Regions from separate parts of the Homo sapiens genome. Here region 2 is linked to region 1. Evidence: chromatin loops called from intact Hi-C (ENCODE). Cell type or tissue: A673. All regions are shown on one strand. Each heading gives the region's core, and the rest is flanking DNA. Links, peaks and the distances in the headings are about the cores only. Region 1 overlaps LOC100506207 (a long non-coding RNA gene). Region 2 holds the start of LOC112267952 (a long non-coding RNA gene).

Region 1 (8,346 bases), core at 118-8,117:
GTAATCCATGCTTTAATAATATTTGAGATGATAAATGCCAGTTACAACAAACATGTTACTACTCTTTTCACTGTTGTTCCTTTTCTCTTTATAGTCACTCACTAAAAACTTGGATTTCTTCTATGTTTTAATTTTTATAAAACCAACAAAAATCCAGAGTTCTTATAGACCACTGATATTTGTTGGCCTGAAAACATTTGAAAGAACAGGCGGTCTTCTTGCTGCAGGGTCCAAATGCACTATCAACGTGATTTATATGATATATTCAAATATTTCATGTAAAAGTGAATTTTCATTTTCATATTCACATCTTTACAATTTAAATCTGGATAATTCTCACTTACTGTTCAGAGCTCAAAGAAATTTTCCACAGTTGCCCATACCACTGCAGCATGCCTGAGTTTCCATGCACCGTGTGCTCCTCCGTCACAATCTATTTTAGACATTGGTAATTATGTCTTTAATGTACAATTGTGCACTACATGACAATGTTTTAGTCAATGATGGACTGCAGGTATGACAGTGGTTGCATAACATTATAATGAAGTTGAAAAATTCCTATTGCCTAGTGACATCTTTTTTTTTTTTTTTTTTTTTTACTTTAAGTTCCTGGATACATGAAAATTTCCTACTGCCTAGTGGCATCTTTTTGTTTTTTCTTTTTTCTTTTACTTTAAGTTCTGGGATACATGTGCAACATGTAGGCTTGTTGCATAGGTATACGTGTGTCATGGTGGTTTGCTGCGCCTATCAACCCGTCATCTAGGTTTTAGGCCCCGCATGCATTAGGTATTTGTCCTAATGCTCTCCCTCCTCTTGGCTCCCACCCCCTAACAGGCCTCGGGGTGTGATGTTCCCCTCCCTGTGTCCGTGTGTTTTCACTGTTTAACTCCCACTTATGAGTGAGAGCATGCGGTGACTGAGATCTTGATGATCCTGACCCTGTGTAGGCCTAGGCTGATGTGTGTATTTGTCTTCATTTTTAACTAACAAAAATATTTAAGAAGTAAAAAGAAAAATTTAATTAAAATTAGAAAAAAGTTTATGGAATAAAGATATAAAGAGAAAATATTTTTTTGTAAAGCTATACAATGCATTTGTGTGGGAAGCTAAGTATTATTACAAAGGAGTCTAAAAGTTTAAAAAATTAAAAAGTGCACAAAAAGGCTACAGTAAGCTAAGGTTAATTTATTATTGAGGAAATAAAAATATTTAAAAATAAACTTAGTGTAGCCTAAATGTACAGTGTTTATAAAGTCTACAGTAGCGTGCAGTAAGGTCCTAGACCTTCACGTTCACTCACCACTCACACACTGACTTACCAGAGCCATTTCCCGTCCTGTAAGCTCCATTCATGGGAAGTGTTCTATACAGATGTACCATATAAAAATCTTTTATAAGTACGAAAGGTATAGATTTTCACTACACCTTTTCTATGTTTAAATACACAAATTCTTACCCTTGTGTTACAATTGTCTACAGTATTCAGCACAGTAACACGCTGTTCAGATTCGTAACTCAAGAGCAACCGACTCTATCACATAGCCTAGGTATGTAGTAGGCTATACCGTCTGGGCTTGTGTAAATATACTCTATGATGCTCCCACAATGACAGAATTCCCTAAGGACACATTTTTCAGAACATACCCCTGTTGCTAAGTGATGCATAGCTGTATATCTTCTCCACTTGACTACAAACTAAATGATGATCCAAATGGAATCTATTTTTTTTTTTTTTTACTGTCATATAACTAGCTCTTTAGCACAGCACCTGACACATAGTAGGTACTCAAAAGATGTTTGGAACTTCCTCCAGTATACATCTATATTTATTTTTCCAGCATACATAGAACTTTAGTTGATTACATCATTCATTTATATTTTTATGCATTTAAATTTACTTAAACATTCATTTATTCTACAAACTTTTATTGAGCTCCTAGTATGTGCCAGTGAACATTAGGCCATGTAGTGGTGCCTTAGAAATAAAAGACAGATTCCCTTTTCTTTAAAAAAGAAGACAGAGAAATATAAGAAAATCAGCCTGGGAAAAAACCACCTGGGAAGCTGCTTGAAATACAAATACTAGGCCCCTCCCCAGGCCTACTGGGCAGAGACTCCAGCAACCTATGTTTTAACAAGCCTCCCTGGGAGTCCAAGGCCCACACTGTAATGTGAGAGACGCCTGGTACAGACACTGCTCTACCCTCTTCCCCAAGGCAGATTTCCTCCATCTGAAAGTACTACCAAGTCCAGAGTAAAAACTAACCCAGTTGTAGTTCTGAGGTGCAGGATTCAGTCTCGCATCTGCAAAGCTCAGAGTGGTGCCTTCTTAGATCACTAGCTGACCCCTTTAGGGAAAGCCTGTGCCAGAATAATCCTCTAAGCATTGTTCTGACCTCCTGCTGGCTTCCTGTGGTTTTCCTCTATTTTGTGTCTCCAAAGTCTCATAGATGAACTTACTTAAATTATATGGTATATAGACTTAATTAATGGTAAGGAAAGTAGAATTCACTAGTTTAAAGGGAAAGCAATAGGAATGAATTTAGTACATATTTTCAGCAAGAAGCATGGTGGTGTTAAGTCAGAGACATCAGTTTGAACATATTAAAGGCCATTCTTTTGCTCTGTCAATCTCATGGCTGTTGACTCTAACTTTAATGCATAGTATCTTGAAAATATGTGACTATAATCAAAATGGAAAGAAATGAATCTACATACATCAACATAGATCCTTATTTCCTGAAATATTCGGAACCTACATATACTTACACACACACACACACACACACACACACACCCCGCACCCAAGCACACAATTATTTTTGTTTGTTAGTATGTGGTGTTCTTTTACAAATATATTAATGAGCTATTTTTAAGGTTTTAAAAATGGTTTGCTTTGTAATGGGTGGCCTAAAAGTCTTAGTTTTACTTCTCTGGAAATTCTGACTTTTCCCTTATTGCTCAGTTGTGGTTTTTCAGCGAGGAAAGTTTTGCTATTTTCCAACTTAAAGCAAATAAATTTATCTTATAGTTTGTTCTATTTTGTATACCTTCTCAAAAACACATTTGATAGCAGTGCAAATGCTTTTTGAAAATTAAAATAGTAAAAGTACCACAAGGACTTCAATTAAAAACATCTCGCTTTGCCCTGTGTGAGCTCTTTTCTATTTATCAGGATGTTATTTAAAGTTGGACAATTAATGTAAATGCTCTCTGGAGAACTTAAGTGCTTCCGTGTAGATAGGTGGAATTTCCTAGGAAATTCCAGAGACTATCAATCTATCAGTCTGTCATTCAACAAATGTTTCAGCTGCATGAAAGATACAGCTTTAGATTCTAGGTGCAACTGGAAGTGACACTTAAATTAAATGGAAAAATATGCATGCAGAGTTAAGTTACAGTGTTAATATTAATGATCATTCACTTCTGTGTAGCTTTTTTGGTAAGTTTTTAAATTTTATTGACTTATTTGACAACTAAAAACTAAATATTTGAGGTGTGCAATTTCATGATTTGATGGATATATGTATAATCACCACAATAAAGCTCATAATATATCCATTACCTCAGATAGTTTTCTTTCTTTCTTCCTTTTTCTTTTTTCGATGAGGAGGTGGTGAGAATACTTAAGATATATCCTCTTAGCAAATTTCAAGTTGTATAGCTTACTTAAATTATTTTCTTTCAACCTATAAGGCAGGAAGGGAAATAATTATTATCCCCATTTTCAAATAGAGAAACAGAGGCTGAGGTTTGCAGACATCAAGTGCCTTATCCAAGGTCATGCATCCTTATGCTAAGTGCCAAAGTCATGATGAAGACTAGCTCTTTGGAGTTCTAATACAAGACTTGTTTATGACTTCCCATTGCCCCTTTAAAAAACAAAACAACAACTAATTGATGGTGCATGATAAATGATAAATACAGTTATATCAGAAAAATGCTTATTTTTTGTGGCAGTGATGACTGGGAATTCCCTCCCTCTATGAAGGAGAGAGTGAAGCACTGGGTTTTGGGCCAATTTATCTAAAAGTGAAAGAGCCTGGTCTTGGGGAAATGATCAGTGGTGGAAGGAGGAAATGCACATGCAAGGCCCGCAGTGGATCAGTGTTCTGCGATGATTGAAGGCGCCCTTGGACTTGGATGGGCATCCTGACATTGTCTAGTCCTGACTGTTCATTTCTCAAGATTCTTGTTAGCTGCCAAGGTCTAGTAGGATGAGACCACATTAATGTCAATGAAGTCCAGTCAGTTCGAGACAGCTTTGTTTTTCTACAATTAAAACAATGAGGCAATGACTCTCAATCATGATCTCTTGGGTCTATTTCCCCTGGATACTAACTAATGGTGGTTCCAATTCTTTTAAAACAGACTATATTTTTTTTTTCTCACATGAGTTCACACACACAAATGCATGTGGTTTTGGTCCACATGCATTTCATATGACTCTGAAGTATAGCGTTATTGGTGAACATAAAAGCAATCAGACTTGATTACCGTTCAAGAGGGACTCTGAAAAGAGCATCCACGAATAATGCCCTGGACTCCTGGAAAGCTTGGTGTATCATTCCTTCTTCTTTTTTTTAAGAGCACTGGACCTTAGACAGTAGATGGCAGTGTGAGATGGGAAATTTAAGTCTTGGCAGCGATATGCTTGAAACCAGCCCAGTAAAAATGGCTTTTTGACTTGGAAGCATTTATGAAATGAACTTTCAGTCGGAGTTTTGTCTGACAGCCAGGATTCCACCCTGCGAGGTGTTGGCAACCCACAGGTGAGGCTGTGTAAGTGCTTTGTTTGAACCGAGGCTGTTGCACTGCTCGGAAGCAAGGTGGGGAGCATTTGAGCAAAATCATTGTCACAGAGCCAAGCAAACTGCCACTCAGGTCTCTTGGCACTCCTGTTCCCCCTGGCATAGTTAGAGCCACTCCTCTTTGCCTTTCTGGGAAATTCATTGTGTTTAAATCTAATAAGTAGAAGCTTTGATATATCCAAAATGTTGTTGCTGCTTCAGGTATTTACTTAATCTTTCCTTTCCTTTCTATCCTAAACCCCTTAAAAGTCTGAAGCAGTGAGTGAGGGAGTTTCCAAACTGAAAAGCAAATTAGATTATTCATGGGAGAATTGCTCAATCTGAAAGTACACTATTCCCCATGGCTTATCAAATGATGGATTCTATTTAGAATCTTTAAGAAATCATGGAAAATAGGGCAGTGTTGAAGCAGGTTTGGGTGTCTCTTCTATTAAAGACTCTTGACAGTGGCAGGATTTGGTATCTACAGTTACCTGGTAAACCTGGATCCCTCTAGAACACCTTATAACACGCAGGTGTATTTTAAGCACAGAAGAAGTAGCATAAAACATTTGTTTTACACAATATTCTATTTCATAGAGAAGAGGTTAGAGGATCCTTGCTGCGCATGCAGTCACTGAAGAATCAGAATAGGGTCCATAATGAGTGTATCCTAAAGTTAGTAATTATTCTGCTTCTTGAACCTATCTGAAAACTACATTCCCTTAATTTAGGTATAATTTCTAGACTAGCTAAATCTCAGCTTTTATGTGATATAATATACATTACTTAACCCTCCATAAGATCTTGTTTTCCCAACTGTAGAATGAGGATAATAAAAGTACTTGCTTCATAGAGCCTGTTATACCATAAATATTGCCATTATAATACAGTTTGCTATACAACAAATATTAGCCATTATTATTACATATATGTTGATGAGTGCAGGCATATTTTCAAACAAAATTACTTTCTCTCCACTTCCCGAAATAATTCAAGAGGATAGTGAACACTAGTAATACTCTAAGTCAAACAAAATTAAGTAGATAAGTCTGCTCAAAATATACTGTGTACACAATTAAGTGCAGGAAAATTTAAGACTACCTGTAAAAACACTCATTTTCATCAATATGCTTCAGAGGAGAAGAATAGAATGTTACACAAGCCTCCACACACATACTGTGTATGCGCATTCACATGCCCATATATTTTCATTCATTACTTAAAACAGTGCTTTGGTTAACCAGGTGTGGAGACACATTTTCAGGACAAGAGAAATAGAAGCATGAGAATAAAGTATTGCCAGAAGTCACATTCACCTCTTCTTTTTAACAGGCAGAATTTCTGTTTATCAAGTGAGATTGGGGTCAAAGCTTGAAGGGGTAGAGTGGGCATAAAAATGGTCATGGGCCAGGCGTGGTGGCTCACGTTTGTAATCCCAGCACTTTGGGAGGCTGAGGTGGGTGGATCACTTGAGGTCAGGAGTTCAAGACCAGCCTGGCCAACATGGTGAAACCCCATCTCTACTAAAAATACAAAAATAAGCCTGGCATGGTGGCAGGTACCTGTAATCCCAGCTACTCAGGAGGCTGAGGCAGGAGAATGGCTTGAAACCGGGAGGCGGAGGTTGCAATGAGCTGAGATCGCGCCATTGCACTCCAGCCTGGGTGACAGAAAACGACAACAGCAACAAAACGGTCATAACCATCCTAAAACTGGAACCTTCTTTTGAGAGAGAAGTACCTAAGTTAATCTGGAGGAAAAGTAAGTTGAGAGTGATTGACCTAGTGAATTATGGTTAAGTATCAAGAAGTTACTTCCCAACTCCACTACTTTTCACTTTCTTATATTTTCCTCAAGTTGTTTTTTCATTTCATTTTTTGTTTGTTTGTTTGTTTAATTAACTTTACTAAGGCGATAAGTCTGCGTTCTTTCCCAGGCTCTTCCAGGTTTTGAGATCTTGGGAAATTTACTGAATGTCTCTGTGTCCTCACCTATAATAATAAGAAATAATAACACCCCAGCTTGTTGTGAGATGAGATAAGCAGATACATGTAACACCCACCAGTCCAGTGTGGGGCATAAGGTAAGCTCTCATCCCATAAAAGCCAGAGATAAAAAGGATCATTTGACTTGGCATTTACAGAATTAGAAAACTACATGATGTTTGAAAGAAGCTCAGAGTTAAGCAACGCCTCTTATTTTACAGATGAGGAAACGAATGGCTAGAAAGGTTAAGTAAAGATTGGTAACACTGCTTGCATTAGTCAGGATTCTCCAGATAAACAGAACCAATAGTATTTATTTATTTATTTGTTTATTTAATCATTCATTTATTCATTACAAGGAATTGGCTCATATGATTGTGGAGGCTCAGACATCCCAAAATCTGCAGCCAGCAAGCAGGAGACCCAGGAGAGCGAATGTTGTAGCTCCAGTCTGAAGATCGTCCAGCCTGAGACCCAGGAGGAGCCAATGTTTCAGTTTGAATCTGAAGGCAGGAAAAGACTGATGTACCAGCTCATGGCAGTCAGGCAGGAGCAGTTCCTCTTACTAGCAGGAAAGTTGGCCTTTTTGTTTTATTCTGGCCTTCAACTGATTGGTTCAGGCCCACCCACATTAAGGAGGGCAACAATCTGGTTTACTTGGTCTCCTGATTAAAACATTAATCTCATCCAAAAATGCTTTCACAGACACACTTAGAGTAATGTTCAACCAAATATCTTGGCACCCTTGGTCCAGTCAAGTTTACAATATTAACTGTCACACTGTTATAAGTCTAGTCTATGCCTAATTTTAAGCTTCTAAAACAATCAACTCAAAGGAAATTTAACTGAGCTCTAGTGGTCCCGTTTGCTAAAGTATAACATTAGTGTTTTATTCTAAACAAGTTTAGGCTTTTCTCTTTGCTAAGATAAATTCACATTTTTAAGCTTTGAAAATGCCATATATATTATTTATTTATTTATTTATTTATTTATTTATTTTTGAGGCAGGGTCTCACTGTCTGGCTCAGGTTGGAGTACAGTGGTGTGACCATGGTTCACTGCAGCTTTGACCTCTCAGGCTCAAGCTGTTCTCCTGCCGCAGCCTCCTGAGTAGCTGGGACTACAGGCTCATGCCACCACACACTGCTAATTTTTGTATTTTTGGTAGAGACGGGATTTCCCTATGTTGCCCAGGGTGGTCTTGAACTCCTAGGCTCAAGTGATCCACCCACCTCAGTCTCCCCAAGTGCTGGGATTACAGGCGTGAACCACTGTGCCCAGCCAAAAATGCTATTCTGTTAATAGCTTCTTAGAGTTTTTGTTTTTTGTTATGTGGCCTTAAAGCAGAGCAGATCCATGTGTATAGGGACCAGTCACAAATACATTATAGAGGTTGCCCTCAAACTTCATTTGTACCTTTCTGGCATTAGCTTTCTCTTTCAAATGATATAAGGAGGCAGCAGCATGATGTCTTTGTTCCCTGACAGAGGGAAATCTAGGAATCGGTTATCTGCCTTCAGAGAAGTCTGGAATGAGAGTACAAGGAAACTATGAATCTCACCACT
Region 2 (8,346 bases), core at 257-8,256, 200 kb after region 1:
ATGTGGATCGTAATTCTTTCTACACTGCCACCACTTGTGCATATCTGCTGTAGAGGAAAAAAAGCACGTCAAAGAAGGGAAAGGTAGGAAATTAGGACATGTCCTCTTTAAGAGAATGAGAAGAGGGAGACAGAGGAGATAAGAAATTAGAAGGAATTGAATCTAACAACAAGTAGGATGTAAAGACAGTGTTTGTGTCTTGTAGCCTTGGATAGTGGAGAAATGCTGGGATTACAGATAGAAGAGGCAGATTTGGCACAAGTTATGGACTTACGTTTTGAAGAACTGACAGCTGAGTTTGTATATCTGAAAAACAAGCGGTGAGAAGTAAAATCTCTTTCTCAATTGTTCTCTTAATAATTCTGAAGAAAGTGCCATTGCTAACCAACAGAAAATTTTATAGAATTTTGCCTAAAAGTTGTCAAAATAGTACATAACACAGTTGCACCTTCATTGGCCTGGAATTCTCCTAAGTGAATGCTGGAAGTCTTTATCCCACTTTTATGTTCTAGGCATACAGTTTTCTTTTCTTTACGCAAATAGTGTTAGGAGTTGTGTGTGTGTGCCATATGCGTGTGTGTGTGTGCTTTTAGACACTATCTATACATATGGAGCAATTACTTATATGTTTTTGTTCCATTTTCTACACTCATTGTAGCATGCTATAATCACTATTTTGTAGTTGGCTTTCTTCTTTCTACTTCTCTTTCTATGGGTTTATGTGCATGTTTTATATATATGTTTAAGATACTACTAATGTTTTGTAAGATAAGATATTAAAATATCTAATCTCTAATGGAGAAATTCTAGAAATTCCAGCATTTGGATGCAAAAGTATTTTTTGCATTTAATCCATATTTACCTCCTATTCACTTTCTAATCACCCTATCTTGAATGACTACCCATAGACTTAAGCAGATAACATAAGACAGTGGTTGAAAACATGGGCTGTAGACCTAGCTAGCCATGGTAGATCAGCCTCGGATATGTGCTGCTCAGTTCAACCCCCAAGAAAAGCTGTTGTGAGGAGTGAAGTTAGCTGACAGCCTCCAACTACAGTGCTTTTTAAACTGCAGCACATGCAAACTGAGGTCATGCTTTCCTTGGGCAGCTTAGCCAATGCCTAAGCATGACGGTATATTGGCAGCTGGCCATTCTTGCTCAGTATGAAACCCTCCATAAGCAATCTTTGAGTTGGACCTTCCTTTGGGCTGACTGAGACCTTCTCCAAGCTATATCAAATAGTCTGAGACTGCTTCTACCCAATCCTTTCTCGTACCTGCTTACCTTTTGTAGGTATCAGACCAGCACCTCTGTCTTTAGCCTCTTCACACCTACTCTTCCCCATTTCTTCTTTATCCTTCACAGGCATCACCTCCAGTAAATACCTTGCATTTCTTCTTTGTCTGGCATCTGCTTCCTAGAGGACCCAGTCTGACACACATGACTCTTACATGTCCTAGTTTTATGAGCGTAAGAATTTTGATTAATTTCTCTCTTATCATCACTTATTTTTATTATTATAGAACAAAAAAATAAATTCTTACCCATTTTGCTGGAGAACCTCTTCAATTTATCTAAAAAATAATAGGAGATAAAATTCTGAGTTCTTATGTGTTGGGAAAAGTTGTATTGTGATGTTGCATTTGATTGTTAGTTCTCCTGGCTACAGAATTTTAGGACAAATTCATTTCCTAGGAATTTGAAGACGTTGCCTTCTAGTAAACGTCACTATTGAAACATGACAATTTGAAATTCAATCCTTTATAGATAAGCTGTATTGACTCTTTTAGAACTTTGAAGAATTTTTCATATACTATTGGCTTAAAAATTTCACTGGAATATGTCCAGGGATGGGTCTATTTTTCAAAAAAATCCTGCTGAGCACTCAGTCACCATGTTTGCTCTTAAGACTGATTCATAGTTATCATCAGCTCTGATAAATTTTCCTTTATTATTTCTTTGATTATTTCCACCAGTTTATTGTCTTTCTACTCTCTTTCATTTCTATTATAAGAATCTTAAACTTCTTGGATACTAATCTATGTGTAAGTCTCTCATATTTTTACAAAATTATTTTCAATTATTGCATGTTTTACATATTTCCTTAAATTCTATTGACTTTAAAATGTATATTTCTAGTTTCTATGAATTCTGTCATTTCTTGCTTCTGAGTGTTTATTTTTAATAGAAGCTTTTTGGGTTTCATAGATGTAATAGTTTTCTCAATGGGTAGTAGTGACTTAGATGTAGTAATGGGTATACTTGGGTGATATATATATATGTGGGTATATATATATAATTGTTATTAATTGGACTCATGTTTTCCTATCACTTTTATTGAACCTCTTAGGTAATCTTTCAAAGTCAGAGCCTGATAGTGTCTACCTAAAATTAAATATTCAGCTCTTTTCCAAGACTTCCTAGTAGTATTCTTCTAACTTGGGTTTCACTTGCTGTGTAAGTTCATACTTTTCTCTCCCATGACTATAACTCCTGGGCATACAAATCTACTTATATTTTAATAACCTAAGATAATATTTCCACAAAAAACTTCACCCACTCAGTGTTCATTTTTCCATGAATGATTAATGATGATAATTTATATAGAATCTTCCACTGAAAAGCACATTAAATAACAACATTGCCAGTACAGCCTCCTCGTATCTCATTAGACTGGAAAGCAGTACTTAAAATAAATGCTGCTACTTTAACCAGTTGCAAGTCAACAAAGTTGCATCTGTGAAAATGTGGATAGTTAGAAAAAAGTATTTTAATGGATATATGCACTGGCCATATTCTCTTTATTTCATATAGGAAGTATAAAGTAGTCATTAAAATTTCTCATTCTAGAAAGAGCAGCCCGGATTCAGATCCCAATTCAACTGTCTGCTGTTGGGCAAACTAACTTTTCTGAGCCTGTTTCCTCACAGAGTTGGTATGAGAATTAATTATAATGCATATGAAGTGCTTAGTATAGTGTCTAATACATGGTAAGCATTCAAAAATATTAGCTACTCTGATTGATGAGTAGATTGGCAACCTCTCAGAGAAAAAAATACTATTTCCTCCCAAAAATGATTGTGTCTGTCTTTCTTGTGACTACATTGCATTTTATTGTTACATCTAGAGTACTTCTTACTATATCCAGTCTTTGTGTATAAAGAGTTATTTTTCTGATTTTCCAGCTATACCATTAGAATGAGGAAACCAAGGATTGTCGTCTTTATTGCCCAGTATGACTAGCAGGAAACTTGCATATTGTACTTCATGCAATGAACAAATGGTGGAGGTACAAAAGGATGGGGATGTGGTTTGATATCCATATACAACAGATCCTTCTATGCCAACATATCCTATGAGGAAAAGGAGAATAATGGTAAATAAAAGGAGAAGCACCTCAAGAATAAGAAGTAGCCTTGGAATCATGAGTGGCAGTCAAAAGAAAAGGTGCCCCATGTAGATTGAGTAAATGAGGTTAACCATTTCAAGACTATAAACACTCTAACTGATATATGGCAGGTATGTACCCTAAGATATTCATTTCTCTGAGCAGCAGCAGGATAATTTACATCAGAGAATAAAGATCTTGCCCTTGACAGTAATTACTCCCGGCAACGATTGCATCAGGTAGTGAGCCCCCTTCAGGAGACAACGTGCATCTTCCCTGGGTAACCCTGGGTAAATGGATCCATCCAACTGGTGCCTTCTCAGATGGATCAGGCACATGGTGGCCACTAATAGTTTTTTGTTTGTTTGTTTGTTTGTTTTTTCCAGTCCTATAGCTAAAATTCTGAGCTTCCACAAGAAGTGCAAGAGATGATGAAGCAAGTCCAGGGAGGCATGAGTTAGACTTGCTAGAGCAAGACAGGAAGGCTTAGATTGGCAGTTATGTGGATGAAAATTCTACAAATCACTCTGAATTATTACAGATCTACTACTTCCTTGCTGTGGTCTAAGTCCAATTCTAAACTCTTGAGAATCAGCAAGTATTATCCTGGCCTTTAATGTGTTTCAAATCTAACCTTTTTCTGATTTCCATGTTACTACCATTCTGATGCTCATTAGCACTTTCATCAAAGAAATGAAATGGAAAGAGTATAATCTGAATCCAAAATTTTTCACATGTGTTAATGGGTTTGGCAGAGGGGAAAGAGAAAACTCTGGGCGAAATAGTTTTAAAATTTATGCACATGTTTAAAGGCATGTCACAATTAACTTTTTAATATTACTCTACTTTCAAGTTTAAGTTTTTGTTATTTTACACGTGCTCTGATGCTTCTCTTGTTTATTAATTTAGCCAACAGCTAGGGTTCCTTGTTCATTGAGATTTAGAAATACCCCTATCCCAATTCTGGTTTCCACTTCCTGCATCCAGTGTAGAATTGGCAGAGTGGGTTTTTGGAACTCTTGGTGTGTGGAGCCTGAGGATCTCTCTGCGGGAGGCTGGGGAGGGTGTGAAGCTGCAGGACTGAGACCCAAACTCAGCTTGGATGGTAAAGGAAGGAGCCTATTAGTGTATCGCAAAGCTCCTTACTTCCTTCTTGGCAGGAGTTGTTGCTTGGAGCCAGCAGGTGCTTAATGCTGTTAAATTTATGAGTAGTGAAAGCTGTTGGATTTCTTAACATCTGGGTAACATAAATTATCAGAATTTTTTTTAGGCTGACATAGTTGGAAAGTGATTTCGAAATCCATGAAAAGCCATTAGGTAACCTTTACTGGAATGTGTTTATTTTTGAACATTTACCTGTGTGACTGTAAGCTGTCCCTAGATGAGCTGACAGACCCTGGCTGAGCAGGAAGTGGCAGGGTCAGGAAAAGCTAGGCCACAAGTTTTCCCTTGAGAGCCTTAGGTAAGACACGGAGCACTTTTAATTTATATATTTATTGTTTTCGGGGAATTTTTTCTCTTGCTCAGAATTACCAATATGGTAAGTGCAGAACCAACATATCAATTTGTAAATGATTTCCATTGTTTATTTTTCCTTTTAAACTAGATGTGATACTGAGAGCTGCTCCCTTATCCGCCTTTCTTTCCCTTCTCTCTGTTCTTTCATCACAGTAGATAATTGAGTTATCACCTGTCAGGCAGAATTTAAAAAGTAAAATAAAGTAGGAAGAAAGGAATTGACCATTTCTTTATAGTAACAGCTATTTATATAACATTATGTTGCTGTTGTCTATGTTTGTCTGTTTTATACCGGGACTGATAACTGCAAATAGGCATTTCTTAAACTTTTAGCCACTGTTAATTTTAAGTGATGCTGTCCATAAAATGTTATCACGCTTGTATTTTCATGTTGTAAATGGACCATTTTGAGCTTGAAGTGTATTGAGAGATTATTTTTCTACCTAGATTTTACTTTCTAACAGAAATTGAAGTAGTATGTAATATTGGCTTAAAATATTACTGTTTTCCACACTCTTTTTATTGATTGCATAAGAATGCAATCAATGACTGGAATTAGTGGATTAAAAAGAAAAACAACACAACATGAAATGTGTTAGCATATTTCACATGATGTTGTCAAAAGAGCCATGGACTGTGAGAACTGTTGGGTACAACCTCAGCCTCACTCTTCCTATTCTGTGACCCTGGGCAGACTACATAGGCAGCCAGAGTCACAGTTTTGCTTTCTTACAGTAGAATTTGCAGTGACATTGTAGGTGACAGCCCAGCATCCACTGGGCCCTTGCCTTACTGATTTATAGGAATGCAGTTAGGGGACCTGACATAGGTGAAGGGGAGGGTCTGATTGTATGAACAGTTGTTCTAACCCTTTTTTCTGGTAATTATTTTGATATACTATATGCTATTATATATACACACACTACTATACAGTCTTAAGACATTAGGATATTTTATATATGTATATTTATATATGTGTGTATATACATACATATGCCTTAGTGCATTATATATCACAATCAATCAAACAAACTCTATAAAATAAATACACTTGGGCTGTTGCATGTAATATTTTTGTGGTTTCCAAGAAAAAAATGCAATCTGTCCAAAAACATGTTTAAGTAATATTTTACCTTACTTTGAAACTTCAGTTCTTCCAGATTTTCTCTTATTGACTACTTGGGAAAATTTACACTTAAAAAAAGATGTGTGTTTTTAGTTCAACACTTGCTCATACTTGTATGGCTGGTTGTGTCAGAAATTGTATTTATTTATGGGCATATTTCAGGATGTTTTCATAGGAAGAAAACAAAACCGAAGGCCTTCAGATAGGATCTATAATAATGCTTCACAACTGAAGACAGTTTTCTTGGGGTTTTTGCTCCTTGAAAAAAAGAACAATAATGTGCCAGAGACCCCAAAGGGAAATATATTGTTAATGGAAAAAATTGCTTTCATTCACACTTTCTATTTAGGGGAGCCCTTGCTGCCAGGTTATAATGAAAACATAAAGGTCTAATACAAAACTGATCAGGGAGAAGGAGGCAGAGGAGACGAACCCAGAAAATGCAGCCTCTAATCCAGATGTTAGCATTAGTGGGGTTGCTTTTGTGAGAGACAGCCAGCAGACTTTACCTTATTCATCCTCTCTGAGGCCCCTGCTTCATGATCAAATAAAAAACAATTAAAATCTTATTTTTTCAGGTTTCAACATTTTTTATACAATTTAGATTGTGTTTACTTATAGGGAATTCTCAAGTATGAAACAACTTCCTTATGATGGTTGATTTAACTGATTTAAAGTTCTAGAAAAAGATGAAAATAAACAACACCCATAAACAGCTTTTGTTCAAGCCAGGGAAACAGGAAAATCACCTGAAGTTCTTTTTATTGTCTCATTAAAATAAACTTTTTCTCAACTTGATGAAATTAAGTTAAGGATACATTCTTAGAACTTAAAAAAAAAAAGACTTCTGTGTGGCTTAGAAAATAATGGTTTACTGGCCTATGTGGAATGGGAAAACAAGAGGGTTTTTTTTTTATACTTTAAGTTTTAGGGTATGTGTGCACACTGTGCAGGTTTGTTACGTATGTATACATGTGCCACGCTGGTGTGCTGCACTCATTAACTCGTCATTTAACATTAGGTATATCTCCTAATGCTATCCCTCCCCCCGCCCCCCCACCCCAAAACAGACCCCGGTGTGTGATGTTCCCCTTCCTGTGTCCATGTGTTCTCAATGTTCAATCCCACCTATGAGTGAGAACATGCGGTGTTTGGTTTTTTGTCCTTGCGATAGTTTGCTGAGAATGATGGTTTGAAAGAGGGTTTTTTAAAAGGAGGAAACAAATTACTCTCATAGAGAAATAGAGACAGGCTTAATCATTAAAACAATGCTTAGTGTCAAATATTAGAACACACGTTTCAGAAGAAGTGAATACTCTTTGGAACCATCTGTTTTGGCTTTCTTCATAACCTTTGGGAATGCATTTTGGAGAAAGCCATCACAAAACTTCACAGAATTGTACCTCCTTCCTATGGTAGCTGCTTTGCACATTCCAGAAATTTATGTCTTTCTGGGAAGTGACATAGCACACTCTGCTTGCCTGCTCTTTCGCACGAGGGAAGGAAGGAGGTGGTACTATTGGAGCTCTTGTTCATCCTCTGCTTTTGCTCGCTGGTGTGCTTCTCTCAAGTCCAGCACCATTTACCATGGGCATCTGACCATGTAGTCTGTGAGATAGCTTCATTAAGCCTAAGTACTTGATTGGAATCTCAATATTAGGTATAGTAGCCCTAAATTTGTAATTTTCACAAATGGATTAATGTGAACTTACTAAACCTAAAGCTTATTTGGATTATAAATGAGAATGCATCTGCATCATTTTTTGGTTATAGAAGTTTTTTCTTAGTTTAGATTCCCCTTGAAATAGACCCTCAACCAAAGATCAGAATGCAGATAGTTGAGTTGAGAACTTCAGGAGTCAGCGGAGTGGTGCAGGAAAAGGAATACACCCAATAAAGGATGCTGTGGGAGAATGGGGTTAACATGGAGGGTTTACTTGGAGGGCTTATTTTTAAGGGTTTATTTGGACTTTTATTAGTATATGATTCACTATAAATATCACAAAAATGTAATACTTTTGCATATTCCTTATTGTCTGATATTAGCTTCTTACAGCAAATATTTATACTGTTGGCTCAATTTAGACCACAAGAAAATTGGAAACTCTGGAAACGTGTGTAAGACATATGTCACAATTATCCCACCTGAAGGATGTAGAGATTTACAACAACTTTTGCCAGTTATCAGTTGACAGCTGCATTAGAGCTGTATTCAATAGGTACTAACTCACCTGCATGTCCATCCTATTGGACGTGGGTAGAATGGCACCAGGAGGGTCTGCCTGATTAACATAAGATTATCTAGAAATTA

What was found. A loop is a pair of places that touch in the nucleus more often than their neighbours do. Peaks named below come from ENCODE experiments on the same cell type or tissue, not always from the same donor. Only the 100,000 strongest peaks of a DNase experiment are listed, where the experiment ranks them.
Region 2: a loop joins it to region 1, with 2.6 times the contacts of the local background. A loop is called at or near these places in 3 of 110 quality-filtered maps.

Annotation. Positions count from the first base shown.
Region 1 is chr6:8,703,469-8,711,814 of GRCh38, forward strand. All of the region lies in intron 3 of LOC100506207 (a long non-coding RNA gene), which reads left to right. Among named protein-coding and RNA genes, the nearest start is that of HULC, 55 kb to the left of the region's middle. In A673, for the core only: a CTCF peak has its summit at 4,609 (motif pointing right); DNase peaks (open chromatin) are centred at 2,343 and 4,623; H3K4me3 peaks cover 435 bases; H3K27ac peaks cover 980 bases.
Region 2 is chr6:8,901,304-8,909,649 of GRCh38, forward strand. LOC112267952 (a long non-coding RNA gene) reads left to right here and starts at 4,771. Exons shown (of 5, transcript XR_007059441.1): 1 at 4,771-4,853. In A673, for the core only: a CTCF peak has its summit at 3,656; a DNase peak (open chromatin) is centred at 4,508.